Regions from separate parts of the Mus musculus genome. Here all the other regions are linked to region 2. A link is a loop called in an ENCODE intact Hi-C map of the cell type or tissue named here. Cell type or tissue: gastrocnemius. All regions are shown on one strand.

Region 1 (8,000 bases), 340 kb before region 2:
TAAGCCCTTGCCCCAAAGAACTCAAGGCACTGAAGCTCAGAAGTAGTGTTTATGAAACCAAAACCATAATGACATCATGGTCAGGTATAGGTCAGAGGGACTGTGTAGTATTTGTTTTGGTTACATATCCAACCTATATTTTGGTTATGTGTCTGGGCCATGGTCGGAGCTACACGCACAAAAAAAAAAAACCCCACTGTCTTGTAAAAGAAATCCAAACAAAATACAAATAAAAGACCTTTTTTGAAAATATACAGTACAAAGCAACCACATAGTGCCACTTAGAACTTGGGTCTCAGCGCATCATGACTGCTTTCCAACTTCTCTAGCTTAATATTAATGACAATAAATATGTTTATCTGGAGTTCAGAGAGGAGTGATGGAGACAAGATGGTGGCATTTATTGGAGTTAACCAGATGAGGTTCAATCATGGGTCCACTACTAACACTGGCCTGCTTTGCTTCATTACTGAACTTGACCATATATGTAGGTCAGGGTTCTCTGGTGATGTAAGACCCTCCTTGGGGCTGGGGCCTTGTCTCTTGTATCTTTCTGCCCTTACCAGCCCAGTACCAGGTCTATGAGTTGTCCGATAGCACTTATTGAACAAAGTTCAGAAAGCCTCCTTATTTTTGGCAGCTGATGCTGTTGATAGCTAGGATATCTACTCTGCTTTGTCCCACCTCACCAAGTACCTTTGGCCTGGGGTTCTGACAAACAAGACTCAAGGGGACAGATTTCTAAGAAAAGCTGACTTCTCTATCAGCGGTTACTTGCCAGCTAGTGGAATGTCATGCGAGACAGATTGCAGACGCTTCGCCTCCATGACCATCAGAATCAGAAATGCTTGCCTGCCAATCAGCATTACGGTGAGGAGCTGTGACATGACAGTTGTCTGACTTGTGTTAATATGTTCTAATCTTGCAAACTAATTTTCTTCCCCCACTTGGCCATCCCAGCATTGTGTTTGCTCTGCCAGGGCTGGCACTGTCCATCAATCTTAGTTAGTGGCCCGCTCCCTCTATCTTACAGCTGAGAATATCTGTGGTCCCGTGATGCGCCTCAAACCTGCCCTACAAAGCTTCCTCTGCAATCAGCCCTGTGAGAATGCGTTCATCTGGTTTCAAATAAAGATGCATGCCCTTGTCTACGAGAGCTGACAAGATGGCCATTGTTGTCTGGAAATGGTTTTCAGAACGGCTTTTGCAGGAGACAGGGAGGCCCCATGACATAAGAAAATCACTGCGGTCCTAGTTATTTAGGAATCAGTGATATGTTACATTGCTGAAGTCAATCTCACCGAGCTCTCTTTAGGCTTGCCTTTCCTATGCGGATGGGGTGGGAAATGTCGAGGCTGAATCCTTTCCAAGCCATTTCTTGTCTCTGACATTTGACTGGTTCAATCTATCCTTCTACAACTGTTGACTCCCTAATAGCAAGTCTTTTGTCTCTCTGTGAGTCGCTATTTTTAACACTTCGGAGGATACAGGACTTACAAATCTGCAATGTTTTGATAAAAGCTGTAACTATTATCTTCCTAGAAAAACACGCACTCACAGAACGTATACTCACTTATGTTTTGTTTAGAAGCCCTAAAGCCCACTTGTGCTCTGGAATGAAAAGCTCATTTGGACTTGTATTTTTGTTGTAAGCTGTCTTAAATACAGCTGATTTTGGATTTATCTTAACTTTTTTGTCTTTGAAATAGTGAAAAACTGATAAAGATATAAAGAAAAGTCCAGTGGGTATGGATAGCCATGGATCCTGCAGCTGAATTGTTACTGTCCATTAGGCCTCCTCTCCTTCTTCCTCCCTCTCCTTCCTGTTTTTCATCTTCCCAAACTTCTCTTGTTTTTCCCTTCTTCCTCCTTCCTTGCTTCCTTCCTTTTTCTTCCCTTCCTTTCCTTTTTCTTTCCTTCCTTTCCTTTTTCTCTCCTTCCTTTCCTTTTTCTCTCCTTCCTTCCTTCCTTCCTTCCTTCCTTCCTTCCTTCCTTCCTTCCTTCCTTCCTTCCTTCCTTCCTTCCTCCTCCCTCCCTCCCTCCCTCCCTCCCTCCCTCCCTCCCTCCCTCCCTCCCTCCTTTCCTTCCTTCCTTCCTTCCTTCCTTCCTTCCTTCCTTCCTTCCTGCCTTCCTTCCTTCCTTTCTTCCTTCCTCCCTTCCTCCCTTCCTTCCTATGTCCATCAGTCCTCATTTTGAAACATTTAAAGATAAATTGCAGGGATCACTGAAGTACAGGTGGGCTATGATTTAGCATAGATGCCTGCCATTGCAGAGTGCTCAGGGAAAGATGGTATTTATTTATTTATTTATTTATTTATTTATTTATTTATGAGATTGCCCTGGCTTTAGACACAACCTCTCCTCTTCTGTCTGTTATGGGATCGAGCTGTATGTGTGGATGACTCACACTTATGAAATGCTACTGCACACATTCCTTACAGGGGGCTGGATCCCTGGAGTTGCAGGAAGCCCAGATTTTTCCCTTTCATCCCTAGGGGAGGGTGGGGCCACAGCAAACATAATTGCAAACAGAAAGCAGAGCAGGCTGGGGCTGCTTTAGGAAACGAGATAAGGGATGTCAGAGAGGGAAAGGACAGCATATATCCTCTAGAGGTAAGGGCTTGGGGAAGACATGCCAGAAGGCATGATGAAAAGTAACATTTATTCAACCCTTTGAAGAAAGGGCACTTTGGGTATCCATGACAGTGTAACCAACTGGTATAAGCTGGCTTCAGCATGGTTTAAGTATAGCAATAAAGGATCAGTTCTCTTTTGGGTATTGCTTGTACATATCATCTGTCTCTCTGCTGGCTTGTCCCTAAATGACTCTATCGCAGTAGCTCTTTAAGCCTCTTGGGGGGTCTTCCTTGGAGGTTGTGGCTTTTTGAGTCTCTTGGAGCTGTTCTTTCATTTTGAAGATGAGACTTAGAGGTTCCCTCTGCTCACATGACATTTGGAGAAAGATCTGGGGGCTGGGTCATGTATATAACATAGCCTGGTCCCCCCCCCCCCCCGCCACCTCTATTCTGTAATTCAAGTAGAGTTTGACCTAGTTACCTTTGCTTAGCTCCATTTAGCCAGGCGCATCCCTAAGTTTTGAGAGCAAAACAGTACCTGTGATTTTCTTATGAGCCACAAGAGGGGGAAGTGTGAACACAAATGAAAAAGAAAATTAAAAAAAAAAAAAAAAAAAACCACTCAAAAAACCAACCTCGCTGGCGAAACCCAGCTGGCAAGTGAGCATGTTTTCCGAGGCTTCGTTCCTGCTGCCAGCCTGGCAGCTCCAATCTGTTGTGTGTCCCCACTCTCTCTCTCTCTCTCTCTCTCTCTCTTTTCTCTGCCACTGTTCTTTCTCTGCCCCTCTCTCACTTTGTCTCTCACTGTCCCTCTGGAATTTCTCTGGGAAAAAAAGATGCAAATTGTTCTGCTGTCTTTAGAACGAAAAATTAATGAACAATTCCTAGGTGGGGTGGTGGGGGACCAAGATCTGAGGGAGTTTTTTTTTTTTTTTTTTTTTTTTTTTTTAACTATAATCTCAAAGTCAGCCAATGAGGGAGTTTTAGAAGCTCCTTACTTTTTGTTCATAAAAACAAAGCAGAGAGGCCTCCTCATCCTCAGGTGAGACCTTGATCCTCCTTGCTGGCCTCTGAGGTGGCAATGGTTGCGCAATATCACCACCTTGCAGAGTAGTGAGCATAGGTACAGATATGTCCAAGGGTTAGGTCAACATCACACAGCTAGGGTTAGAGCTGACTTTGAACAGGGCACTCTGATTAGAACGCCTCTGCCCTTAAGCCCCTTTATTGTCACTGAATCATATCATCAGTGGATGTAAAGTGTTCAGGGGCAGGGAGGGCATGGTCCTGATGCAGACCCTAGTGAGCAACTCAGATCAGAGGTGTCCCACAGGTGTGGGAGCCAGTTTCAAGGGTAACTGTTGAGACAGGAAGCTGCTGCATGGAGGTGACAAAGGATGGAAATGGGTGACAAGAAGATCGGTGTACTTAAGGAGGGGAGTGCAAGTGGGCAACAAGACCACCCAGAGCAGTGGCCAGGCCAACAGCTCTCAACTCTTTGCAGGGATTTGGAACTTTCGTCTCTGGGACCTATCAAGTTTCTGAGGTTCTGCCTGGTCAGAGCTTTGCCAGGCAGTGGGGGGATCTCATGATTATTTGGGCACATGCTTTCTGGTTAGGCCATGGTCTGGGAAGTGGAATGACCTATGGTTATTTTCATTTGTGTTCCTTTCGCTTCTCCTCAGGCTGTCTAGGGAAAGGCTCCATGGCCTAGGCTGTGGGAACTGCCCTGTCCATCGATGATAGAATGCATTTCAATTAATTCCTCATGTGTCATTGCAGACCATGCAGAACTAACTTTTTCTTAGAGTTAACACTGTATTATCATGAACACAAAGCATATTACATATAGAGAATTTAGAAATTAAAGTCCAGAAAGACGGTCTTACAGCGAGCGTCTCACCGCCCTGAGATAGTCAGTGTTTACATTTTTTTCTTTTTTCTTTTCCTGATCCTTATTTCCCCCTTCTCCTCATCTTTGTTCACACTTTCTTTAATGGTCTCCACGGGAGTCCTTCCTGGAAGTGCTGTAAAGAAACACATGTCACAGTCCATTGTGAAGCAGTGTGGGAGCAACCCTCATTTCTAGCACATACATTTCAAGAGTCACTGTGTAGACTGATATGACTTCTGGGCCTTCTCTACAATGTGGGCATGGCTTGGGCAGAGAACACACTGTGCAGTATTCACACTTCATGATGCCATGGGAAAGGGAAGAGAATACCATGCCTATAGCCTAAGGTGGGCCAGGCACTAAGCAGGATACTGTTCTTGGTATTCCTTTGTTGAAGAAAGAGTTGAGTTCCTATGGAAGGTGTAGTGGTCAGCACTGGGGCAGGGGGGGGGGGGAGCATGTGTGACTCCTGATCTCAAGCGAAACAGTCTCAGCAGAAAGAATAACTGGAGACAAGAATGGACAAATTGGTCTAGCCTTAGGCAAGGGTAGGGGTTGTCAGGAAAAAATTGAGTTAAGGAAGGAGGATTGAATCGTATGGGGGACTTTTGGTATAGCATTGGAAATGTAAATGAGCTAAATACCTAATAAAAAATGGGGAAAAAAAGACTAAAGGGCAACCTGGAGTTGGGTGCCTGAAGAAGGTAAGCATAGAGCTGCTGAAGTAGTTGCTGAGGAGTGCTTGACACACTCATAGGTGAAAGATCAGAATGCAAAGATAGAATTGTGGAGGGACTACATGTAAAGTTAGGAGCCATGAGAAAAAACGAAGTGGTGTGTGCATGGGGCAGGGGGAACCGTATGATGACTATTGCATGCTTAACCTTGCATATGATAGCATACATGGACTGTTTCACTTATTTTTAGTTCAAGAACAGGGAAACTAATCTGTAGTGATGAAGTCAAGATAATACTTATCTCTGACATGAAGGACGAGAGGAGCCTTACGGGTATGGAAAAATAGGTACCTGCATGCAGTGTCTAGACAAGAGTTTTATATATTAGATGCTACCGAATCATACACTTCAATTAGGAGACACAGCATTATGTACTGAATACATTATCTGAATCAATGAAAAAATACTCTGCTATGTAATAATGCATAGTACGTAGTCCATGGGCTGATGCTGCCCTGTAATCTGTAAGCAGCAGGCAGGGGGATAAGTTGCTTTCTCCAGAATACTCATTTATTCTTTAGTAGGAAGTTTTGCTACAACATGCCAGTTGAATTAAACATGCACTTAGTGACATCTCGTTAGCCCAGGAGGTAGATGATGGCAGCTTAGATCCCAGGTCCTTATACTGTGGGCTATGTCTCATATGGGGCTGTCACACACTTGAATGCAAGTGTTAAAAATATTTGGCAATAGCAAAAGGTCTCTGAATGCTCAATGACCAAACGTTAATTCAAAATCAAATGTGTAACGAATCCAAGGTGTTTCTAACAGTGATCGCCTGTGTAATGTTGTGCCTTGGGTCTAAGAACACAGCATATACACTTAGCACTGAGCTGGTTGTCACAGCATCCAATGTCAATGAGAGCTGCCCCAAACACCTCAGCTCAGACTTGAGACTCATGCATTTTATACACTGAGAAGCCTTCACTCTACATACAAAGTTTTCTAGTAAAACCATAATGGTCTAAATGCAGAAAACAAAGTCTTTTAATATTTTTCTGCCATTATTCCTTAGAATATAATTATTAAATTAGTATGCATTGTGGCTGCATTATATTTAACTGCTTTAATTTTAAAGGTGCTGATTGAATTGCTGATTTGAATTTCATTTTTTAAAAATGTCATTCAGGGGGCTTTGGCTTGGGATTTGGGCAGAATTTCTGGTGATTTTGAATGGAACTCACCACCCTTTGGCCATTTTGAACCACACATTTCTGCACAGAAGTGTCCTTAGCATTGATTATAAGATCAAAATATCTAACACCCTTAAAAAGCATTAGAAATGATCTAAATTTTGTGATATCAAATATTAAGCCCTGGCTTAATCTCTCTATAAAATAAACAAAGCACACCCATCTCATTAGGATATGGATTTATTGCCATCTTTAATTGATAGTAAAATTATATGTATATCAAGCAATTGTTTTTAAGTGAATTTCTTTATGATTTGTGACATATGTATTTTACACCTATGGCCACATAAGAATGTCTTTCACAAACAGGAGTAATAAGTATTAAATGTGTAAGGAGTCTAAGCTTACACTATGGGGAGAGGGTAAGGAGCGAGGGTTGCAGATAATGGAGAGATGTGCAAGGTTTTACTTTGTGGGGTTTTCAGACCTTAAAAATGAAGAGGGCTGGAGAGACAGCCCAGCAGTTAACAACACTTGCTGCTCTTGGGACCAGACTTTAGTTCCCAGCACCCAAGTGAGGATTCTCACAACAGCCTGTAACTCTAGTTCCAGGAGATCTGACTTCTTCTCCTGACTCCCAAAGGTACCTTCACACACACACACACACACACACACACACACTTAAAAATAATTTATAAACAAAATATTATACATTTTTCTTAAAAAAGAAATCAAATATATATACAAGACTCTTTTCTTTTTCATTGTAATAAATATCCCCTGGCCTTAGCCTTTCTGTGGCTTTTTTAACACATGGCTGTTCACCCATCCTGTATTGAGGTAATGTTGGATATAGGTGATTTTGTCTTCTCTTTTGTAAATGATGTTATAATAGAACTTCTTGCAAGTGCATACTTGCATATTTTGATTCTTTCCTTTCATTAAATCCACATAAGTATAACTGACAACATTTTAGAACTTGTGGATACTTAAATAAGCAGTAGGTATTTTAAGCAAGAGGCAGCTGTAAGACTATTCTGTGGAAGATCACACAGGCTGCTAGATGTCAGCAGAGGTCAGAGAGAAAGCTGCTCTGAGAATCTCTATGTGAGAGATGGAGAAATCTTAGGAGCTGAAAGTCAGCAGGCTCACTAGTGATTTGACGTTGGTGACAGACCTGCATCCTGTGAATGTTTCAGAGTAATTATGTTAAGGAAGCAACACTCTTTCAAAATGGAGGCAGAGATTTAGCATCCAGTTATGTCCTCATCCCCCAATTCCCATGTTGAATTTCCCACCATTATACTATAGAATATGAGTGCAATTGGAGACAGATCTTGAAATCTAATTCAGCATGATGAGTGTCCTTGTAAGAAGAGGCATTTCAGACACTGGCAGCTACAGGGAGAAGACAGGACAAATGGTCATCTTGTGAGAGCCGCAATCAAGGCCCATTCGCGTCTAGTCAGGAGAATAGAATCTCTGACCTGAGTGAAAAGCTAACATTCCAGGTGTACTGGGTCCATTGCCTGGCCTAGGGACCACCCGTAAAGGAACTGTTTCACCTTAAGCCATGCTAAAGAAATAGGACAAATAATTATTCCTCTAGTGAAATACTAACTGTGACTTTCCAGAACTCTCTCCTCCCCAGTGAGGTCCT
Region 2 (8,000 bases):
TTATCTGTTTATTGCATCTGTAGACATTTGCTGGTGTACTAGTGAAGTATGTCACATTCAGGGAAGTAGGGAATTCAGAAGGGATAAGTGAGACAGAGAGAAAGAAACAAACAAAAAAAGGAACAGAGAGGGAAAAATTGAAAAGAAAGAAAGAAAAAGAAAGGAGAGAGAGAGAGAATGGCTGGAAGGGCAAGAAAGAATGACTACAGTGTGTGTGTGTGTGTGTGTGTGTGTGTGTGTGTGTGTGTGAGAGAGAGAGAGAGAGAGAGAGAGAGAGAGAGACCTTATGTCAGAGGTCCAAGATCCAAGGTCAGAGTACTGGGCAGTGGCAAGGCCTGCAGCAAGCCCTCGCAGATCACTACCCAGAGGACCGACCTGGAAGCTTTGTAAGTCTCTTTGACATTCTCCATTTGCCTTATGGCTGCTAGAAGCAAAAGTGGAGTAGATGCCTCTAGGGACAGTCACATCACAGAGAGCCTCCATCTCTCTTCCCAAGCTGCTCTCTGAAAAATACCCTCACATGGCTTTAGGACCTTCAGTGTGCCAGGCAGGAAGTGGGGGAGACCCATCAAGCAGAGCCGCTGTTGTGTCTCGTCATGTGATTAGACCCACAAGAGGCACTGAACTGAGTGCCTTCCACACCAGAGCTGTGACACAGATGAGTCACCTCACCTCTTCAGCTGCCTGGCTCCTCATCTGGTGGGTGGGAGCAATAGTCCTTCTTGACCCCGTTTTGGCAGATTGCATTTAGAACACCTATCAAACAGTACAAATCCGGTGATGTTTAATTTCATGCAGATGTTTATGGGGGGGCATCAAAATCAAAAGAATCATGGGGGGGGGCTGATCTTAGAATGAAGATGTTGGAGAAGCTTAAGAGAGGATGACTAATGTGAATTCTTGGCTGATAATCGAAGGGAATGGGTCCGAGTTTAAGAAAAGTAGATTGTTTCATTCATTCATCATCTATTCATTAATTCAGTTATATGAGTGTCTCCTAAGTGCCAGGTCTAGGGATGCAGAGGTGTTAGAAGCATAATCCACCCTGGTTCACACAGAGCATGCAGTCCTCAGAAAATTAGACACTGCACAGATGCGCATAGAACATAAACGTGTAACTACACACTGTGAGGTGTTTGTTCTATGAGACAGAGAAAAATAGTCTATAACCCTGGAACACGGAACTGAGCAGTGTGGAGGGGGTGTCCTTGCTTCGCCCTTGCTCCTTCTCTCCACTCATCACCTGCCATCCAAAGTCTGACATCTCTGCTCCAAGCTGATTGGTGGTGCCGGGAAGGAGCAGGACCCTCAGAATGCACAGATTGTCCATAATCCATGAGCATCCATGGTATCCCTCAGGTACCTTCATAGCCATCCTCACTGCAGCCTTCTCTGATGGCTCTCTGCTCATTGTGACCACTGCACTTACAGACTGTGAACGTTTTCAGTACAGGATACTGGTTTGTCCAAGATGAGGCTGGCCCTATGGCTGCTTGAGAGTTCAGGACTCTACGGAAAATCAAAGGTCCTTGTAGTAAACTCCGAAGGCCACGGCCCTACCTTATCTCTTGCTGGTGTCCTTTCCTCACCAAGCTTGGTCCATTTGGGTTTTCCCATGTTCTCCAGGCGGATCAAGATCTTCCCTGTTTTTTGGGCTATACGTCAGCTCTGGCTGATGTTGGCGACCCTCTTCTTTGCCTTCTTCACTTCATAACTCTCCATCTCTCCCTTTCTCTTTCTTTTCTTTTTTCCTGTCTCTTCTTCCCATGTCTTGTCTCACCTTATTTTAGTCTTTCCCACTTCTTTGTTTGTTTAGTTACTCTGCTGGTTAGGGTTCTTTTTTAAAGAACTAAATATAACACAGTGAGTTTCATTATGACATTTTTATATGTGTATGTCTTATCTTGTCCCCAAATTCCTATCTCACTTCATGCAACTAACTCCTACCTACCTTCATGCCTCTGTGTGTGTGTGAGTGTGTGTGTGTGTATGTGTGTGTGTGTGTGTGTGTGTGTGTGTGTGTGTGTGTGTGTAAACTAATGAGTTTAATTAGGGTTGCTTACAGGAGCATGGGTTTGAGCAGTTATTTTACAGGCGCTTGGGCACTTACCAGTGACTACACCACGGAAGAAAAAGATATCTCTCTCCTCCAGCAACTGCTAATCTTTGAGACAAGGTCTTGCCATGTAGCTCAGCTTGACTATAAACTCCAGATTCTCTTGGCCTCCATATTGCTGTTATTAACAGAGCACATCACTACCTGGTCCAGTTTGTTTTTCTTTCATCTTTTGTTTTTTATAATCAGGTCTATTGAACTGTACTTTGCATGCAATACCATCCCCTCCCTCTGAGAATGCAGACCTCTGGGCTTTGACTTGTATGTGCACACATTCAGCAAGACTGAGATCATGTGCCTGTTCCCCTTCATAGCTAGGCTCCTCCGTATACCCCAGGAAGCCACCATTTACCTCTTTCATACTTCAAGTTTGCATCAGACCACCTTCGACACAGACACCTCTCATTCAGAGCCCTATGCTGGCCCCATCTGCAGAAGGCCCACCCCACACCCCATACTTCTTTCAGATACCTTGGATATTCTTGCTTTAATATTCACTTCATCTGTACATCTATTTGTTGGGGTTGTTTTGGAAACAGAATCTCACTCACTGTATAGCCCCTTGCATTCTCTACATGGCCTTGAATTTTTAATGTAGACCAGCCTGGCCTCCAACTTCCTACAACCCTCTGCCTCTGCCTCCCAAGTGCAGAAATTGTAGGAATGTGGCCCCATGCCTGACTCATTTGTTCTGTCTTCATTTAACCCTATAAACTCTGTGAATGAAAGGTCTCAGTCTTCAGTTTCAGTCTTCAGTTCCACCCTTTTAACCCCAGAGCATTGTGTGTAGAACATTTATTGAATGGATAGACAGATAGATGGATGGATAGGTAGATAGGTAGGTAGGTAGGTAGGTAGGTAGGTAGATAGATAGATAGATAGATAGATAGATAGATAGATAGATAGATAGATACATGGTACTACTTTCTCCTGTGCAAGTAGCTATGATTGATAGCGTGACTGATTCTGAAATGATTTTAGCACTTAGGGAGCTAAAAGATGAAGGGAAATCTTGTGATAGTATGCAGATAATTGGAGCCTTGAATAATCCCTTACTATGCACTTGTAAAGCATCTACTGAATGCCAGGCTCGTTCCTGGTCCTTCGTATATCGTCATTCATTTCATACTATGACCAACTGTATGGAAAGCATGGTCGTTTTAGATTTAAAGATGAATAATATTGAGTATTTTTTTAAAAAAAAAAAGGGTTAAATAACTTCTGGCCAGCCAGAGTGCAATCAGATGCAGTAGTAATTTCAAGCTGAAGTTTTATCTGGTTCCAGAAAGAGAGACCTAAGAGAAAGACCATGAGGAAAGAGAGAAGAGAAGGGCCACGGGGAAAGAAGGTAGAGAGACTACGTGGAGAAACCCTGAGACAGTGTGTCCAGAAGAAGTCCTGATGAGCAGGTCACTGAGGGATTCACCATCAGTTCACCAGGAGAGAACAGACATAGGCAATGCTCGGACCAGAGCAAGATGGTGAGACTCAGCTTGAAGGTAAAGGGCCCTGGGGCTGAGCAACAGATAGCTTAGACTGTTAGAATAGATGAATACCTGCCAAGTCACAGAGGTTAAAGCTTGGTAATCAACTTAATAGATCTTTGTGTCAATTATTTGGGAAGTAGGACAAGAACACATACGACTTCAACTTTTAAATTACTACTACAGACAGGACTTCGGGCCCAAACAACACGTGTAATAGTTAAGACAAAGTAACATTAGGGCAAGTAAAAGAGAAAAAGGTTGAAGGCATGCCCTGGTCAGGGAGGTCAGACTCCAGCACAGATTAAGGTCTAACCAGGAGAATCAGAAATGGGAACATTCACTGTAAATTTTACATCTGATCCTTTCTGAGGAACCTTTTAACCCCAGGGGAAACCTTTTCAGACCTCCCAGGTGTCACCCAAGTAAGATATAGCACAAGGGTTCAAGAGGTCTGGTAGAATTGTTCCCACACAACGCAGTTCCGGAACACTCTGGAAACTGAGGCTTTAAGCAGATGCACCCAGAGTCGCTGCTCTGGCTCCCCAAGGACACTTCCAAGAGGCTTGCAGTTCTCATCTATGGACAGTAGGTGGCAGTAGGTCGTGAGAAATGTGGGTTCTCCTGGGCCCTGGCTATGGAGACCTAGCCTGCAGAAAAACGCGGCTGGGCTTGAGTTGCGCCTGGGAGCACACCCCCCGGGGGGGGGGGGGGGGGAGTGGGCCGCACTGCCCAGGTCAGCGAGGATCTTGCGGGTGGGGGCTCCATTGGCTCCTGCAGCGTTGTAGTCATGGGGAGTTCCCAAAGAGCGCCCAACCCATCCTGCCTCCCCCATCAGACCTTGTGCCAGGCGTGGATTCCCCTGCCTGGGCAGACAACCTGGTTTTGTTGTTGTTTGGTGGGAGAGGGGAGCGCGGAGGGAGCACAAAAGTTTACTTTTTATTTTCTAAGCTAAAGAATAAACCTCTGTTCAGGGGGACATGGCTGTATCCATATAGCTCACGTCTGGCTGCACAGAAGTGAGGTGTGCTTTTTCCTTCCCGTGGTACCAATGCCTGATGGGGTTCCCTGGGGGAGACACCTGTTTTATCCAGACCTCTGGTCTGCACTTACAACAAGGATCTCATGGCGCTGTTGTCTTGACCTTAGTAGCAGCCAGCTTTGCACCACTTGGATGCAGTATGTCCCAGCAGGGCAGTGGCTGAGAAGCTGCAAATATGATTCTCTCAGGACCTGGCCTCTTGGCTCTACCAGGACCTGGGCATTAGCCTACCCAGGCTGGATCTAGACCTCTGAATACTCTTTCATTTAACACCTGCACAAATCCTGCCATCCTCCCTTCCACCCCTCCCACATTGAAAGAGTCTCTCTCTCTCTCTCTCTCTCTCTCTCTCTCTCTCTCTCTCTCTCTCTCTCTCTCTCTCTCTCCTGGCAAACTCTTACAGTTGCCATAAGGCAAGTGGAGACTGAACACGGAGATCTCTGGGTGAGTATTTGTTAAAGGTTACAGAGCCAGTAGTCCAGTGCCTGACCTCAAACCCCAGGCTTCAAGGCATCCTTCACCTCCCACCCCTCTGCCTGCCAACAACAGGGCTGCTTCCGGGGCTCCCGGGCCAGGCCAGCCAAGGAAGCACAGACAGCCCCAGTGCATCTTTCTCTCTCGATCAGTGGGCAAATTAATTCACGCTATCTTTACATTATGTATAATGCTGCATGATTTTATTTTGCTTCATTCCCGAAATCTTTTACAGTAATTAGTAGCCGAGTAAAATATAAAAATTAATGCAATATAACACTTTAATGGTAATAATACACCATCCTGTCTAATTAATAAAATCTGTTGTTTCCAAGCACGGTTATTTATTTGACAAATTGATGGCACACATCCTGTTCATATCCCCTTTCCCGGCTCCCATCCTTTCAGTTTATTGAATAAAATTGTATCAGGAAAATAAACAGATTGTCTTCTGACCTGACAAGCGAGTGAGGAAAAACCCCTCACTCACACAGCCCTAATTGTTCTCAACAATATTCGCTAACATGCATCAAGAGGGCTTGGAAATGAAGCCTCATTTCCTAGCTCCTGTATTTTTTCCATTTAATTTAAATCTTTATAATTGTGTCTTCTTATTTTTTAGGGACTGGGGACCTAGCGAGTTTGAGGGGTGAGCTTTGTCCCTGTGGGCTGTCATTCTGATGGCCTTAACAAGCAGGGATGGTTCCCACTCTGCATAGAGATCAGAGTGGAGAGCTAGGCTCTTCTGAGCCCTGGTGGAGCACACTGAAGTCACCTCCAATGTGGCAGAAGAGGACCAGATAGGGAGCCGGGGACAGTCATATTGGAGGACTGTCATTAGGGATTAAAAGGGACATGGAAGGAGGGGTTCGGGCAGGATTCTGAGGCTTGGTGACGTCTGCTGGTGGGAGTGGAGCAGGGAACAATGTCCAGCCCGAGCGAGCATGTGCCGTTGGAACAGAGTGCTGATCTAATTACAGAGCCACTCTGTGCTCCCTCTCTCATGTAAGACAGGACGTTTATATGCTAAGTGTGAAAACATGAAAGCCTTAAGCTATAAATAGAACGGCAGAGATGGAGGGAGACGCACACAGAGGAAGAGAAGGCAGAAAGAGGAAGTAAAGGAGAGACTTGCCCCTTGCAGGTTAATTTCTAGCGTTTTTCCCTGAAAGAAAAATGATGTGCTGTGGTTGGTGTTCAGGAAGAGCCCCCGTCACCAGCTTTTAAGCTACATTTACTGCAAGAGAAAAGGCCCCCAAGTGCACACACGTGAGGACTCATCCGCTCTGGTGAAGTGACTTCTACACCAGAGAGACATCCACACAGAGACACAGAGTGCAGCCATGTGTGAGCGTGACTATGGAGTCCACACCACTGAATCAACACAGTCCCGCCCTGTCTAGGATGCCTAGAACATTGTACTGGGCCACCACAGTAACAACGTCTTTCCCTGAGGTCTGTGCGGGAGTCTGGGGGTGCTGGCCCTTCCTTGTCATTTCTCCTGATCGGCCTCTTCACCTTCACCACTATTGTATGCCAATGCCTTATCTTAATAATTCTTACCATAATGATCAAAAGCTTAAATAAGATTTATCCACGCAGAGGTCACTGATACCTTCTGACTAACACCCAGGTACACAGAAGGTGATCAATAAATGCCATGGGAACCAGCACCTTCTACTTTGGCTGCCGACGAAGTATTTCATGGCATAGGTTACCATCCCTGCCCATTTCATGAAGCAGGCCCAATCTCCTTCTAAATGGAAACAGTGGGATGTTCAGTGGAAAAAAAATGGTATTTGTTGAACTATTTTGGACATTCCAAAATTGTTTAGCTTAAAGACATTTCATTGAAACCTCAGTAATAAGTCAAAGAGAAAGGCCTAATCGTTACCACCAGTGTCATAGATGCAGTATAATTTCCAAAACCCTATGTAGTTGGCTTAAAATTTTATAAAGTGTATAAAATGACTGGGGTTTGAACCCACATCTGTCTAGATTGGGACTCCTCAAAGCCATGCTGTAGTTCCAGCTGGGGTGCTAACAATGTCTCCTTGGGGTGGCATTTCTGTAACTCTGCCTTCTCAGCTGTAAATATCCGAGGCTCTGCTGCTGGGTTTACACAGCTCCACATGGCACTGTGCGTAGGTCAGGAGGGTAATCCAGTCTACCTTGTCTCTTTGTTCTTTCGTTTGTCACTCCCCAAGCTATCATCTGACAGACAACTCTTTTGGCTGGGGCTGCATCAAGGGAGTGACAGCTGGGGTTCCAAGATCCATTTTACTTTTTGCAGAATAAGGAAATCCTCAACTACTGGTAATGGGGAAGGCAGCTAAGGCATGAGAGGTCTGTACAGTGACTGGTCCGAGACTGGCTTGAAGGCTAGAAGGCAGGGAGAAAGAGACAGTGGAATTCTGGATCGCTACAGGGACCCATCCCACCTAGCCCTGCCACAGAGATGAGAGCAATATTCCAGGGGACACTGAATGTCCTGAGGACCTGCTCAGTGTCATTGATCAATATGTTTTATGATGGATCTAATTAAGCTCCCTAACGAGGGATCAGGAGATAACAATTTATACTGGAGCCATCAGTCATTAAAATGCTATTTCAGGAGATGACATCGTTCCAGCCTTAATTAGTCGGGTTCGCGTGACTGGAATCCCTTGGGAGCAGAGATGCCCCTTGTCATTTGCTCATCACCTCTGTGCGAAGGGGTCTCAAAGGGGCTCTGAGAGCCACATGCCTTCTTCAGCATCGTGTTCCTTACTCTGCTGAGCTTCCTGAACAGGTTAGGCAGGTGGTCATTGGTGAGAAAGCCGCTTCTAAAGGCCTGGGTCCAGACTCAAGCTCATGTCTGAGTTAGGTCCTGCAGAGGACCCGA
Region 3 (8,000 bases), 290 kb before region 2:
GAGCTCTGTGGGTTTAGGGACCACTCTCATTTATGCTGGGACCTCTGGGAAGGTGGTGTTATGCTGGGACCTCTGGGAAGGTGGTGTATATGAAAACTCTACCAAGATCCACATGACCTATAATGTGGGACAAGAGCATTGAAGAATACCACAGAGATGATCTTCCGCCAATAAACACCTCTATGCTGACAAAGATTTTGGGGAGTTGAGAGTGGGATGGGAGGGCACTGAAGTAAAAGATTGAAATAGACCATGGAAATCAACTCAGATTTTGGGATTTCGCTTGGGCAACTCTTAGAGATCTGATGAAGTCATGGATGCTCAGTTCTGGCCTAGACCTTTTCAATCAGATGCAACCCACATGGCCTTTGATTTGTCCTCAGTGCTTATCTGCATCTGTTGCATGGACATCTGTATTACCAGAGGGCTCACTACCCACTGGCATACTGTTTTATTGATACACAATACTAGTTTAAAACTATCTTAATTTTGTTCAAAATTTGGCTTCTCAAATCTCCTACACATGAGATCTAGTTCTTTCCCAGGTACCTCTTTGTCCTCAGAGGTACCTGTTTGCTTGTGTACTGTGTTTAGCTCTACAGCCCTGGTTTGTCCTTGCCCTAAAGCTGTGGCTCTTTGGAGACACTATGTCCAGCTCCTGAAGGGCTCTTGTTTATAACGATCTAGAAAGTAACTTAAGTGGTTTTACAATGAAATATAACTGAACCCTCAGGGGCAACAGGAGCATATGGTGTGGTAAGAGGACCATCAATTCAAGGGATGCTGAATAAGCACTTACTTTGTGTGTCAGCTCTGCGGCTCAGAGCATGTGGGAGAGTTGAGCAGAAAATGACCAACTATGATTCCCAGGTGAAAATCCTACAAGATCACTTTGTAAAGGCAGAGTGGGGTGCAGGGAGCTTATCAAAGCCCAGAGACAACCCCTTCTGAACACAGCTGGCTGGTTGGCTGGTGTTTTAACTGACTTTGAGAGTAGCAGAAAGGAATTTGAGAATATAGGACTATAATTTGAAAGTGAAGGCATATCTGCTGTATTCAGGGAATTCTGATTTATCAAGATTTCCTCCCGTTGGTCTTCCCTCTTCTTGATGTTCTTGTGTTTTGCAAATTGTATCTTGGCCAGGGCCAAGAAGTGGGAGTGGGTGGGTAGGGAAACAGGGTGGGGGGAGGGTATAGGAAACTTTTGGGATAGCATTTGAAATGTATATAAAGAAAATATCTAATAAAAAAAGAATAAAAAAAGATTTCCTCAAATTTATGGTGAGTATATGTGTGCCTTCATTTCATATGTATGTATGGTAGGGGATCATGGACTTGTGGGTCTCCTGTCTCAGCCTCCCAAGTAGCTGGAGTGACAGGTCTATGCCACCAGGCTCAGCTTCAAATGCTGTTTTCACAAGGAAGAGAAAGACGTGGTTTTATTTTAATGTTTGATGTGGCATTCTGATTACCTCTTTGGCAAGGTTGTAATTGGGGCACTTGGGAACAGAAGCTAAGTAAATGAAGCTACAGACCTCAGAATTCTCCTTCCCTTCACTCTCCCCCTTCTCCCTTTCTTCCATTCATCTATACCTCCGGCTACCCACCCAATATTGATATGTACATGATAGAACTAAGCCTTTATTAATTTGCATGCTAGAATTAAATCATCATTGTGCTAGAATTAAGACTTTATAAGAAAGTAAAGGTGTTTTCTGTCTTCAAGGACAGTTATACTTGGGCTGGGAAACTGGAAAGGAATGGGAATGTGAAAAGATGACTTAGAATTGATTGATGCAGACCTCCATCACTGTCTGATTTCACAAGGATGGTGATGAAGAGGAAAGGGAGAAAGTGATCCTGGAAAGGGCAGTGTGAACTCTGCACCCAGTTATTTTACAGGCTACATTGTATGGTGCTATACCATAACATATGCTGGCCATGTGATCTTGGATCAATCTTCTTACCTAGGTCTCTTACTTATCCACACACTTTGGACTGGGTGATTTTTTTCTGGTATTTCACATACTATGATTCTATTATTCTATTCCTATGCATTAATCAAAATAAGCAAAGATCAGGAGCTAGTGAATTGTGGGCTGTTTGGAGCTTGGGAAGTAGGACTCTGTGAGGATGCAGGTGGAGAAGCAGTTGAGTAGGGACAAAGGTTGGAGTTGGGCTGTGGAGAGAGGCTGGAGATGTCAGAATGGCAGGACATACCGAGTTTCTCTGCACTTGAAGTGCCTCTCTGCTCCTGGCTCTCACCTGTGACACAAACAGAGTCCTTTGAAACCAATTACCACAGTTTTTTTTCACTCTTTCCTTGACTGTGTTTGGGCTCACATTGGGGCAGTCCTAGATTAGAAGAATGTGGACTGAAGAGTCTTTGCTCAAGCACATTGGCTGCTCTCCTCTATGTGCTGGCTGCCTTCCACTCTAGGCTAGGGCTTCATTTTTACCATTTGTACTTACATACAACTTGACAAAGAAGAGCCTCTAAGGTTATATATTTAAGGACTCTGGAAGACACAACACTCATTGACTCTTGAAGCCTAGAAGCTATTTAAAGTCATACCTTGGTGCCCCTCTGAATTCTTTCTAACATGGATCCTATCCATAACATTCACAGGAAGAATGAGTGAGTGAGTGAGTGAGTGAGTGAGTGACTGAATGACTGACTGACTGACTGAATTACTGAATGGATGAATGAATGAATGATTAGATTCAAAGATGTAGAGAAGACTAAGTCCAGGGTGGCCAGGTGACTGCCAGTCAGAGCTGGAGTTGTGTCTCAGAGTCACCCCTCTTAGTAGTAGTTATTTAAAATAGAGACAGTAATACATGCCCTGCAAAGCAGCAGGTGTGAGGATCAAAAGGAGACTGCAGATAAAGCTTCTAGAATGGTGCTGAGCACACAGTTTGCACCCAATATTTTTAGGCTCTGGCCTGGCCCAAAGTCTCCCAGAGTGTCAGTGACAATCCCCTGACCTTTGAGAAGGTTTACGACCATAGGCAGCCTGGTCTATCTAGGGCAACTCTGGACACAACCTCACTGCACAGAGAATGATGGATTGAATGACCCTGGACCCTTTCCAATCCCCTTTGGGTCTTGAAACCAAGGGTGTACTTCTGATCCTGACCATTGGGTGGCACCAGCCCATCATCTTAGGTAACTAGACAGTGGAAGGCTAGGCCCTCTTGGCTACCCAGCAGGGGAGTTGGAAAGGGGGCTGTGGGGCGGGATCAAGAGAGTGGGTGGGGGAAGGAGCAGCTTAGAGAGTCCAGGTGTTTGTGCCTCTGCTCGACTGTCTGGATGCTTTGTGTATGACTGAGGTGGGAGTGGGCTCTATAAACATGAGGTTCAGGAGGTGTGTGTGTGTGTGTGTGTGTGTGTGTGTGTGTGTGTGTGTGGTGTCTTTATTTCTCCCCTGTATATGTACAAGTAATCATTTGACCTAAATGAAATCATTTGCCCCAAGGATATTGATTTATGGCTGTGGGTAAAGTGAGTCGAGGGCACATGGGATTTTCAAGATGTTAAAGGTATTAAAATTTAATTGACCTCCTGATTTTATACATGGGACAAACTGAGGCCAGAATGGGATTCTAACTGGTCTGAGGACCCTGGTTCCCTGATCTTGTCTACCACAGTCTCTGCATTGAACAAGGAACTGGACCAACCAAACATGGTGAGTCACCTGGAGAAGAGAATCTGGACCAAAGTGGGACCCGGAACGCCTTGTTTAGCCTAAGCCACATGATCATCATGGCTTCTCTCCTTTGTATTTTATTCTTTCCATCTGGATTCTAGAGCTAGCTCACACTGGCGTTGCCATGCCTCAGAGGACAGCTGTCCTTGTTTCAGAGCCTATGATAGACAGGTGACAGCTGAAAACTGAAGTCTTGATTTCTGCTCTTTCTCCCCATGCCACTTTGTTGTTGTTACTGCTTCAGTTGTGTTCTCCTGGAAGGCATCAGTGTCTCCTCTGTGGCCAAGGCACCCAGCTCCTAGAGGGTGGGGGTGTAGCAGGCATTGTTTTCCCCTTTACTGAGTCCCTCCCAGGCACCTCTCTTCCTTTTAATAAAAACCACTAGGCATGCTTCAGATCTGCTGAAGGCAGCAAAGATCCATGCACAGAGCTGGCCTGCAGTTCATAAACATGACAAAGATCCTTTGCCACATTTCTTTGGTTGATTCTGTCCTAGGTACCAGGCTAGGTCATTAGAATAAAGTTCAGATTTCCTGGGCTTGTATGTAGGCTCCTCAGCTAAATTGTCCTATGACCTCCAATTAATGTCTTTAGTCTTTTTTTTTTTTTTTTTTTTTTAGTATAGAATACAGTTAGCTCATAATCAGCCACCAAACGCAGACGCTATTGCATACGTCAGCAAGATATTGCTGAAAGGACCCTGATATAGCTGTCTCTTGTGAGGCTAAGCCAGTGCCTGGCAAACACAGAAGTGGATGCTCACAGTCAGCTATTGGATGGAACACAGGACCCCCAGTGGAGAAGCTAGAGAAAGTACCCAAGGAGCTAAAGGAATCTGCAACCCTGTAGGTGGAACAACAATATGAACTAACCAGTACCCCCAGAGCTCATGTCTCTAGCTGCATATGTAGCAGAAGATAGCCTAGTTGGCCATCATTGAGAAGAGAGGCCCCTTGGTCTTACAAACTTTATATGCCCCAGTACAGGGGAAACACCAGGGCCAAGAAGTGGGAGTGGGTGTGTAGGACAGGGGAGGGTATAGGGGACTTTAGGGATAGCATTTGAAATGTAAATGAAGTAAATACCTAATAAAAAATTGAAAAAAAAAAGAATACAGTTTATTCAGGGCATGGGGAGGGGAGTTCAGAGTGTAGTAGAAGCAGAGAAAGGCAAAGAGAAGGAGAGAGTAGAGAAGTAGAGGCTGGCCATGACCACATAGAAAGAGGGGGCGAAGGGAATGGGGAAAGGGGAAGCAAGGGGCAAGAGGCAAGAGTATGAGAGTAAGAGAGGCAAGAGAAGCAAGGGCAATGTCTTTAGTCTTTAACCTTTCAGTATCGACTGAAACTGAGCTGAGCCTCGTGCTCCTATGGGGTCTATTGGGTTATTTAAGTGAATCGACACTTACAAAATATTCAAAATGAAGTCTCAATAGGTTACTTCTTTATTCTTAGAACAATGCTGTACCAAACTAGCAAAAGGTTGTTTCCAGCTTAAGGACAAGGAATGTGAGACTCTGAGAGGTGATGGCTAAAAATGAGTTGGAATGATAGCTGATTAGCAGTGGTCTCATTGGAGAACCCAAGTTACATTTAAACTCTATATCAGATGTCTAAAAATCCTTTATTGTCTCACCACCAAGTCTAGATATTGGGAGAGCTGCTCTAAAAAAATCCAACAAAAACAGAATCAATTATATTATGTATTTATATATAAATACCACATAGTTGGAGAGAGACTGAGAAAATGAGAAAACTTCAAAGAGTGGCTTCTTCCTAGACCTAGTGCCTCCGTCAAGCTCTGGGTCTTCCTAGGATACTGACAGAATACTGGAGGAGAAGAACCTTTCTCAGAAGTCCTCCCTGGTCTCCTGAAGCCCTGTACTCCCAGAAGGGAGTCTCTGACCTATCTTTGGTCAATTCAAACCCATCCCATATGGATAGTGGGGCCACATGAATTATGCTATGGATTCCTCAGCCCAGTTCCTACTCAGGGCCCCTTTGTAAGCTCTGTGCCAGTGTATTATTTGTTTTATATAAAATATAATTATGAGCACTCATTATGGCTGGGTGGTAGTAGTTAATATAGAAATTGTACAGTTAGTATGTTCAGTGTCAGGCCACTAATAAATGAACCTGGAAGCCAGCAGGTCACACCTGGCCCAGGAAGAGGCCTCTAGACAGCTTCATTTCAGCTAGCAAGATAAGGAGATGTTTTCTGGATGTCAGCTTCCTTGCATCTTCTCCCATGATTTCTCTATCCATGGAGAACCCCCTCCAATCCAGTCTGACAAAGAACATTCAGGACCTTCAGTCTGTCCATTCATAAAAACCATCACTTTGGATTTTCTGCTTTGACTTGGTGGATGGTGTCAACTCCTACTCTGCCCTCATCTATCTTGGGACACCTTTGGATTTACAAGTGACATTTATTGTGTCAGAGCATTGCCTTTTGGGCATCCAGAAAACCCAGACCATCTCAACTTGTGCAGAGACAGTTGGCCAGATGGGTGGCTAGCTGGAGTGGCCAACAGCAAGGCAGGTTGGGTCTTGAGGAGTGTCTGAGTGTGATAAACTACCCTGACCTAACTCAACTCAAGGGAGGAAGGGTCCATTCCGTTAAGAAGTCCAGGCTAAAGCTCATCATAGAGAAGTCAGGATGGAAGCTTGATACAGTCCGTCACATCCACAGAGCAGGGAGAGTGCATGCATACATGCATGGTGCTCAGTTTGATTTCTGCTTCTGCCCCTACCCCCACATTTTCACACAGTTCAGGGATAATCCCAGAGAGTGGCATGCTCATAATGGGTGGGATTTCCCATCTTGAATATTCAATCATGACAACGCTCCCATAGACGTGCCCACAGGTCGACATGATCTAGACAGTTCCTTAGACTCTCTTCCCTGGTGATTCTAGTTTGTCTCTTGATAACAATAGAAGCTAACCCTTCTCAGGGAGCCTTGCATCTGGGTGGAGGAAGGTAATCTGAGCTGCTGAACAGAAATCCTGAGATCAGAAACCAGTGCTCAACTGCTCAATAAGACGTCTAGCAGAAAGTGAACCAAGTCTCTTTGCTTAAGAGGATAATTTAATTCTTTCATCACATTGTAACAAATTAAGTGTGTGTGTGTGTGTGTGTGTGTGTGTGTGTGTGTGTGTCTGTGTGTGTGTGTGTGTGTGTGTGTGTGTGTGTATGTGTGTGTGTGTGTGACTGTGTGTGTGTGGTCACACATGCCATGGTGTGAGTGTAGAGGTCAGAAGATAGCTTGCAGGGACAGATTTTCTCTTACAACTGTGTAGATCCCAGGAATTGAACTCAGGTTCTCAGGTTTGGCCACAAGTATGTTAACACACTGAGTCATCCTACTTGCCCTCTATGTTTTCAATTATTTTGCTATCTACCATTCATTCTTCACTTTGTTGCTAAAGGGATCTCCTAGATTCTTAAGCCATGCTAACTTCCCCTCTTGTTTAAACCTCCCAATGACTCCCTCACTATCTATAAATATAATACACAATGAAAACACAAGCCCTTCATAGTGATATGAAAGGGACAGTCTCTCTCCTCCTCCTGTTCCCAGGCCATTATCACATTCTTATTATTTTCCATCACCATCCTGCACATTGGTCCTGCTAACTAGACATCCTCTATCTCTGGGAACACTGTCAAGCTTTTTCTTACCACAGGACCTTTGCACCCTCTTTCCTCTCATCATAAAATGCTATTCTCCCTGGTGGTCACGAGCCATTTTCCTGATTTTCGGCTGCCAGTTTGCACAAAAAAAAACTCTGGAAGTAATGTGAGTGCTGGTCATTTTGTTTTACAGTTGATTACAGGACCTTGGGATGGGATGTGATTGCCAGGATGCCTACCCAGAACACTGGTGGAAAATAGGAGTTTGCCACGATGTATTTGGGTTCCTTTTTTTTTTTTTAAGCTTGCTTCCTTTTTTAATTCAACATGCTGCTTAAAAAACTTTAAGTATAAACAAATGTAAACGCCTCTTCCCCGCAATGTCCCTCCGAGTCCATTTCACCCGCTCTGCTTGGCCGCCAGCCTCTTGTCTCTCTCTTCGGCAATGGTGAGGCGGATTCCTTTTCCCCGGGGAAGGGAGATCCACGGCTTTTTGCCCTTCCAGATCATGAAGATGTTGGAGAGGCGGGTAGCAAAGCCATTGCCGTTGGCATCTTTCATGTGGACCATGTCAAAGGAGTCGGGGTGGCGCTCGCGGTTGGTGATGACGCTGGTGCGACCCAGGTTGGCGCCTCCGGTTACCATGCCCAGGTTGCCG

What was found. Peaks named below come from ENCODE experiments on the same cell type or tissue, not always from the same donor. Only the 100,000 strongest peaks of a DNase experiment are listed, where the experiment ranks them.
Region 1: it touches region 2 in a loop (4-fold over the local background); 3 of 42 quality-filtered maps call a loop at or near these places.
Region 3: a loop joins it to region 2, with 3 times the contacts of the local background. A loop is called at or near these places in 11 of 42 quality-filtered maps.

Annotation. Positions count from the first base shown.
Region 1 is chr7:114,871,078-114,879,077 of GRCm38, forward strand. No RefSeq gene overlaps it. Among named protein-coding and RNA genes, the nearest start is that of Gm24982, 43 kb to the left of the region's middle. In gastrocnemius, a CTCF peak has its summit at 3,133; a DNase peak (open chromatin) is centred at 3,249; H3K4me3 peaks cover 556 bases; H3K27ac peaks cover 2,382 bases.
Region 2 is chr7:115,212,758-115,220,757 of GRCm38, forward strand. No RefSeq gene overlaps it. Among named protein-coding and RNA genes, the nearest start is that of Gm34282, 84 kb to the left of the region's middle. In gastrocnemius, a CTCF peak has its summit at 4,173 (motif pointing right); DNase peaks (open chromatin) are centred at 4,261, 4,751, 5,170 and 5,992; H3K4me3 peaks cover 652 bases; H3K27ac peaks cover 2,131 bases.
Region 3 is chr7:114,919,218-114,927,217 of GRCm38, forward strand. It overlaps the pseudogene Rps4l-ps. Among named protein-coding and RNA genes, the nearest start is that of A730082K24Rik, 25 kb to the right of the region's middle. In gastrocnemius, a CTCF peak has its summit at 3,146 (motif pointing right); a DNase peak (open chromatin) is centred at 3,166; H3K27ac peaks cover 2,493 bases.